2 separate regions of the Homo sapiens genome follow, and region 1 is linked to region 2. Evidence: chromatin contacts called from ENCODE Hi-C or POLR2A ChIA-PET data. All regions are on one chromosome and are shown on one strand. The core of a region is the stretch at or near the end of the contact, and the rest is flanking DNA. Distances in the headings are between cores, read along the strand shown.

Region 1 (3,515 bases), core at 847-3,346, 88 kb after region 2:
CTGCCACTGGGAGGGTCCCCATTTCCATGAGTCCAGAGCCCACTGAGTCTGCCCTGAGGCCCTCACCCCTACCCACCTGCCCCTAGGAGCTGTTGGAGGACCACGGGCTGCTGGCTGGGGCCCAGGCCGCGCAGGTAGGGGACAGCTACAGTCGGTTGCAGCAGCGCCGGGAGCGCCGGGCCCTGCACCAGCTGAAACGCCAGCACGAGGAGGGCGCGGGGCGCAGGCGCAAGGTGCTGCGGCTGCAGGAGGAGCAGGACGGCGGCTCCAGTGACGAGGACAGGGCTGGCCCAGCCCCCCCAGGGGCCAGTGATGGCGTGGACATCCAGGTGGGCGCCATGGGCTGTGGGGTGTGGGGGTTTACCAAGGTGGGCCTTGGCCTCTCCTGGGGGGGTCCCAGGGGACATGGCCCTGTCCTCATTTCAGGAGCCGGGTTTCCATGGACGGTGCTTGGTCCCAGGTATCTGCAGAGCCTGGGGGTCTGCGGATCATGGTAGGAGCCCCTCAGGTCCCCTAAGACTCTGCCTCCCCGTGCTCCCCCCAGGATGTGAAGTTCAAGCTTCGGCATGACCTGGCGCAGCTGCAGGCCGCTGCCAGCTCAGCCCAGGACCTGAGCCGCGAGCAGCTGGCTCTGCTGAAGCTGGTGCTGGGCCGGGGCCTGTACCCACAGCTGGCCGTCCCCGACGCCTTCAACAGCAGCCGAAAGGACTCAGACCAGGTGGGGCCTGTTCTGCCCCATCCTATGTTTTGTCCTCCAACACACGAACCCTGAGTGCCTGTCCTGTGCCGGGAATGCAGTGGTGACTGAAACAACCCTGGTTCTGTCCCCATGGGGCTCACAACCCAGTGGGAGGACAGACCCATCCCCAGACAACCCAGAGTGGGCAGGGCTTGGGGAGTCAAGAGCACTATAGGAGCCCACAGGGGGCATCTGCCCCAGATTTGGAGGAGTCAGGGAGGGCTTCCTGGAGGAGGGAACCTGGGCCAGAGGGTGGAGGAGAGGCATCCTGGGCAGAGGAGAGAGCAGATAGGAGGGCTTGTGCTTTCTCTCTGTCCTCCGCAGATTTTCCACACGCAGGCCAAGCAGGGCGCCGTGCTGCACCCCACCTGCGTCTTCGCTGGCAGCCCCGAGGTGCTGCACGCACAGGAGCTGGAGGCCAGCAACTGCGACGGAAGCCGAGGTACAGTGAGCCCAGGCGGAAGGAACCCCCATCCGGGATGTGAGGGGCAGGGATACCGTGAACTCCCAGGCCCCTCTGGCTGGGGCTCCCACACCGGCCCAGGCTGGTATTGACGGGGGCCCACAGGAGGGGAAGTTCCAGGGCCAGGCCTCCCTGGGTAGCCTTGGGTGACTCACCCCTGCTGGGCCTCACCTTCCGCATGGTGGTGATAGTCAACCTAAGCCAGTGTGGCTGTGCCCAGAGAGTGAGCACCGGTCAGGGGGCCTGTCCTATGGACTCTGTGAGCTCCCAGGTGGGTCCTGCAGAGGGAGGCCCCCCTGGCACCCGTGTGCATGGAAGGGTGTCTCGCTGCAGGCATGGCTGCGTGCTGGGAGTCACATTCAGATTTGGCTGACCTTCTTGTCTGAGCCAGGCCACCAAAGCCATGCCGTAAGCATACTCTTTCTATCGATGTGTACTTTGACCGGGTGGGACAGGCGGGCTTCTGATGGGCCTGGGTGGGCCAGGGTGGGCCTGAGCGGTCCTCCTCAACCTTTCAGACGACAAGGACAAGATGAGCAGCAAACACCAGCTCCTCAGCTTCGTGTCCCTGCTGGAGACCAACAAGCCGTACCTGGTGAACTGCGTCCGCATCCCTGCCCTCCAGGTGGGCCTCTGCCCCACCCCGCCCCCATGCCCAGATATGAGAGCTGCGTTGCCCAGGGTGGTGGGTGGGGGCACCGCGTGGGCTTGGAGGGGCCACCTGGCACCTGGGCTGGCCGCAGGCGTCAGCCTTGGGCCGTTGCTGTGGCTGCTTTTTCTCTCATTCATGGACTTGCTCAACAGTTAACCTGCCAAGTGCCTGCTGGGTGCCAGGCGCTGTGCCAGGTGCCAAGGGCGCAGCAGGGAACCAGGCATGAAGCCCAGCCCCTGCCCTCTCGGGCTCTAGTGGCAGGGGACAGTGACAGCAGTAGCACAGTGATGCCCTGAGCGACGTGTGGGAGGGTGGACACAGGGTGTGGTACAAGATAAGGCCACCTGGTGTCCCCAGGCAGAGACCCAAAGAGGAGAGCGTGTGGATCTCGGGGCAGAGTGTTCCAGGCAGTGGGGTGGCCTGCACAGAGGCTCCGAGGCAGACATGTGCCTGGCGTGCAGTCAGCAAGGGAGAGCGTGTGGAGATGAGGCCAGAGAGGCGAGGGAGACAGGACCCTGGGGACTTCTCAGAGCTGGGACAGGGTCCCAGCCAGGAGGGCTGGCAGCTGCCAGGAGGGAGAGGAGGGTGCTGCCCCGGTGGAGGCTGAGGCCGAACTCAGATCATGGATGCCCTTGCATGGGCACCGGCAGCAGAGCCATGGGCCCCATGGCAGCCACTGCCCTGCCCCTAGTGCTCCTCGAGCGTCTTTGTGATCCTAGGCCTGGCCTCGGAGTCCTCACGCAGCCCTGTGGGTCTCCCTTTATAGAGGGGACTGAAGCTCAGGCAGGGGCGGGGATACGTCACCTAAGTCACACACCGAGCAGGTGGCCAAGCCAGAGCTCCTGGGTCACACTGCCCCCTCCTGCCTCCTGGCTCACTACCAGCACTCCCCGGCTTGGGTCCCAGGGAACGTGGAGGGGAGAGAGGAACCTGCAGGCTCCTAGAGCCTCAGGGTTTTGTTGACACTGCGATTGCCACCAACACCACAAAAGCCAGCTCAGCTCAGTCACTTCTGTGTGTGTCCACACCTCCCTCGAGCCCGTCTGGTGGGCCAGGCACTGTTAGTGTTCAGTGTTCTGGGGCCGGGGGTGCAGCTGTGGTCAATGTCAACCAAACTCCCCACCCTCATGGGGCTCAGATAGGATGGTAGAGGCAGACGGCAAACCAAAAGGGTGATGCCAGGTGCTCATGTGAGCATGGGAAAGCAGGCAGCACGCAGGCCGAGGGACAGAGGATTGGCGACCAGCCGGGCCGCAGGAAGCGGAACAGACCTGCTACCTGAGGCGCTCTCTCCCTGCACTGGACTGCTTGTTGAGAGAATCTGGCCAGCTCACACCTGGAATCCCAGCACCTTGGGAGGCTGAGGTGGGAGGATTGTTTGAGCCCAGGAGTTCAAAGGCAGCCTGGGCAACATAGGGAGACTCTATCTATCTCTACAAAAAATTTTAAAAAGTTAGCTGGGCGTGGTGTTGTGTGCCTGTAATCCCAGCTACTCGGGAGGCTGAGGCAGGAGGATTGCTTGAGCCTGGGAGATTGAGGCTGCAGTGAGCTGTGATTGTTGACACTGCACTCCAGCCTGGGTGACAGAGTGAGACACTGTCTCAAAAAATAATAAGCCGGGCATGGTGGCTCACGCCTATAATCCCGGCACTTTGGGAGGC
Region 2 (3,622 bases), core at 1-2,500:
GTGCGGTGCATCATGGGTGGACATGGGGAAACCCCATCTCTACTAGAAATACAAGAAATTAGCCAGGCGTGGTGGCATGTGCCTGTAGTCCCAGCTACTCAGGAGGCTGAGGCAGGAGAATCACTTGAACCCAGGAGGCAGAGGCTGCAGTGAGCTGAGATGGCACCACTGTACTCCAGCCTGGGCGACAGAGCAAGACTCTGTGTCAAAAAAACCCCAAAAACAAAAAACATGCAAATAAAGTAAAAAGTGATAGGTGGGACGGCCACCTGTCAGCTGTTGAGCTCTACTGTGGGAGAAGGTCTGGGGAAGGATTGGGAGGGGTGTACGCCATGAAGGGTGAGGCTGGGAGTGTTACACGTGTTATGCACAGTAGCAGGTATTGGTTAGAATGAGATAAGCTGCTGTAACAAATAGACCCCCCTGCTGCCCAGCCAACAATGGCTTAAAAAAGAGAGTTTATGGCTGGGCAAGGTGGTTCATGCCTGTAATCCCAGCACTTTGAAAGGCTGAGGTGGGAGGGATAGCATGAGGCCAGTAATTTGAAACCAGCCTAGGCAACATAGCAAGACCCTGTCTCTATAAGAGAAAAATTTTTAAAAATTAGGTGGGCTTGGTGATGTGTGTCTACAGTCTCAGTATTGGGGCTTAGCCTGGGAGGGTTCTTGACTTTGCCCATGTAAGAATTCAAGGGTGAGCCAGTGGTGTTATTTTTTTTTCTTTTTCCTTTTTTGAGACAGAGTGTTGCTCTGTCACCCAGGCTGGAGTGCAGTGGCATGATCTCAGCTCACTGCAACCTCCACTTCCCGGTTTCAAGTGATTCTTGTGCCTCAGCCTCCCAAGTAGCTGGGATTACAGGCATGTGTCACCGTGCCCGGCTAATGTTTTGTGGAGGTGAAGTTTCACCATGTTGCTGGCTGGTCTTGAATTCCTGGCTTCAAGTGATCCACCCACCTCGGGCTCCCAAGATGCTGGGATTACATGCATGAGTCACCGTGTCTGGCTCAGTGGTGTTAAATAGCAACTTTTACTGAAGCCTCAGTGCACAGCTGCAGCAGAGGAATTGCCCCTTGCAGAGCGGGGCTACCCCACAGGCAGTGTGCCCAGAAGAGCAGCCCAGAGGCAGCACTGCTGTCATATTTATACCCACTTTTAATTATATGCAAATCAAGGGGCAGTTTATGCAAAAATTTCTAGGATGAGGGTGGTAATTTCCAGTCACCGGGTCATTGCCATGGAAAGTGGTGCTAAGGTCCGAGTGTTGCCATGGCAATGGTAAACTGATACGGTACACTGGTGGGTGTGTCTTATGGAAAACTGCTTTTGCCCTAGACCTGTTTCAGCCAGTCCTCAGTTTGGTCCTGTGTACAAGCCCTGCCTCCTACCTCAGTAGGGTAGGGCACTGGGCAGAACTGTGTGACTCCCATTCCAGGCCCCAGCTCCTGGAGGACATTTCGAACACACCGTGAGGGGGAAGGGAAGCTGCTGTGTTGAAGGTAAGGACCCAGTCCTGGCAGGTTCATCACCTGCTGACTAAAGAGCCCTTGGGCCCTGAATAATCAGCAGCGGTGGCCAGGCCAGGTGGTTCACGCTGTGGGCCTTAGGTGAGACTCAAACGTGATGGCTTCAGGTGGAACCTGGCACATTCCCGGCTGTGGTGGCTACATGGGAGAGACTCCTTCTGCTTGAGAAAGCAGAGAGGCCAGGCGTGGTGGCTCATGCCTGTAATCCCAGCACTTTCTGATCAAGTGGATCACCTGAGGTCAGGAGTTCGAGACCAGCCTGGCCAACATGGTGAAACCCTGTCTCCACTAAAAATATAAAAATTAGCTGGGCGTGGTGGGGGTCGGGGGGGGCGCATGTAATTCCAGTTACTCGGGAGGCTGAGGCAGGAGAATCGCTCGAACCTGGGAGGCAGAGGCTGCAATGAGTCCAGTTCACGCCATTGCACTCCAGCCTGGATGACAGAGTAAGACACTGTCTCGGAAAAAAAAAAAAAAAAAAAGCAAAGGGAAGTCTGGGCGTGATGTCTCATGTCTGTAATCCCAGCACTTTGGGAGGCTGAGGTGGGTGGATCATCTGAGGTCAGGAATTCAGGACCAGCCTGGCCAACATGGCGAAACCCCATCTCTACTAAAAATACAAAAATTAGCCAGGTGTGGTGGTGCATGCCTACAATCCCAGCTACTTGGGAGGCTGAGGCAGGAGAATCGTTTGAATCCGGGAAGCAGAGGTTGCAGTGAGCTGAGATTGCGCCACTGCACTCCAGCCTGGGCAACAGAGCAAGACAATGTCTCAAAAAAAAAAAAAGGAAAGCAAAGTGAAGAGTAAATGCAACTTCGTCTTGCAGCTTAGCTGCCAGCTTGGCCACAGAGGGGTAGAGCCCCAAGTGCACTCTTGGGGTCCCCGATTCCAGGCCATGGCTCTTGGACAGCATTTTTGGACCTGCCCTGGGCCAGAGGGAAGTCCACAGCCTTGAAGGGAGAGTTCTAGGCCTGGCAGGATTCACTGCAAGCTGACCGAAGAGCGCTTGGGCCTGGAGTGAACATCAGTGGTGGCCAGGCAGTACTTGCCGTGGGCCTGGGGTGGTGGCCACAGGGAGAGACTTCTTGGCTTGTGGGAAGGAGAGAGAAGAGTGGGAAGGACTTTGTCTTGTGGCTTGGGTAGCCCCTCAGCTATAGTAGAATAGAGCGCCCAGTAGATTCCTAAGGTTTCCAACTCTGGGTTCAAGCTCCTGCATGGCATCTCTGGACCCACCCAGGGCCGGGGGGACCTCGCCATCCTGAAGAAATGAACACAAGTCTGCTGGCTTCACCACCTACTGGCTGTAGAACGCTCGAGCCTAGAGTGAACATAGGTGGTTTCCAGGCTCTGGGTACAGCGGGCCTTGGGTGAGACCCAGGGCTGTGCTGGCTTCAGGTCTGACCCAGTGCAGTCCCAGAGGTGGTGGCCACAGAGGAGCTTGTGTCACCCCTCCCCCAACTCCAGGCATCTCAGCACAGAGAGACTCTGGAAAAAGTAAGGGAAGAGAACAAGAGTCTCTGCCTAGTAATCCAGAGAATTATTATTCTTCTTTTATGAAACAGACTCTTGCTCTGACACCCAGGCTGGAGTGCAGTTGCGTGATCTCTGCTCACTGCAACCTCTGCCTCCCAGATTCAAGTGATTCTCCTGCCTCAGCCTCCCAAGTAGCTGGGATTACAGGCGCCCACCACAATGCCTGGCTAATTTTTTGTAGTTTTAGTAGAGATGGGGTTTCACTATGTTGGCCAGGCTGGTCTCAAACTCCTGACCTCAGGTGATCCACCCATCTCGGCCTCCCAAAGCACTGGGATTACAGGCATGAGCCACCATGCCTGGCTTACATATCTTAACTTTTTCCTTACAGTTTCCCTCTCTCTGTCCCTTACAGGTGCTTCTGGAATAGTATTTTCATCTCGTCCACTTTTTTTTTTTTTTTTTTGAGACGGAGTCTCGCTCTGTCGCCCAGGCTAGAGTGCAGTTGCGCGATCTTGGCTCACTGCGAGTTCCACCTCCTGGGTTCACGCCATTCTCCTGCCTCAGCCTCCCAAGTAGCTGGAACTACAGGCGCCCACTACCACGCCCAGGTAATTTTTTGTAT

What was found. A loop is a pair of places that touch in the nucleus more often than their neighbours do. ChIA-PET counts read pairs that join two places held with the same protein, here RNA polymerase II (POLR2A). Pooled maps may share reads with other maps.
Region 1: a pooled map of posterior vena cava shows a loop between it and region 2 (2.3-fold over the local background). The contact joins two enhancer-like sites. A Hi-C loop is called at or near these places in 19 of 168 maps with a recorded cell type or tissue (GM12878, GM13976, GM13977 and 16 more) and 5 of 50 pooled maps. POLR2A ChIA-PET finds 5 or more read pairs at or near these places in 7 of 52 experiments (AG04450, BJ, CD8-positive, alpha-beta memory T cell and 4 more).

The regions. Positions count from the first base shown.
Region 1 is chr19:47,375,380-47,378,894 of GRCh38, forward strand. DHX34 (DExH-box helicase 34) reads left to right here. Exons shown (of 17, transcript NM_014681.6): 10 at 87-329; 11 at 545-718; 12 at 1,064-1,181; 13 at 1,721-1,827. Among named protein-coding and RNA genes, the nearest start is that of DHX34, 28 kb to the left of the region's middle. Within about 2 kb of position 2,097, at least 5 of the 41 ENCODE cell types and tissues checked have a DNase peak (open chromatin) inside an H3K27ac peak, as active enhancers do.
Region 2 is chr19:47,288,566-47,292,187 of GRCh38, forward strand. No RefSeq gene overlaps it. Among named protein-coding and RNA genes, the nearest start is that of INAFM1, 15 kb to the left of the region's middle. RefSeq lists an enhancer at 1,303-2,154. Within about 2 kb of position 1,251, at least 14 of the 41 ENCODE cell types and tissues checked have a DNase peak (open chromatin) inside an H3K27ac peak, as active enhancers do.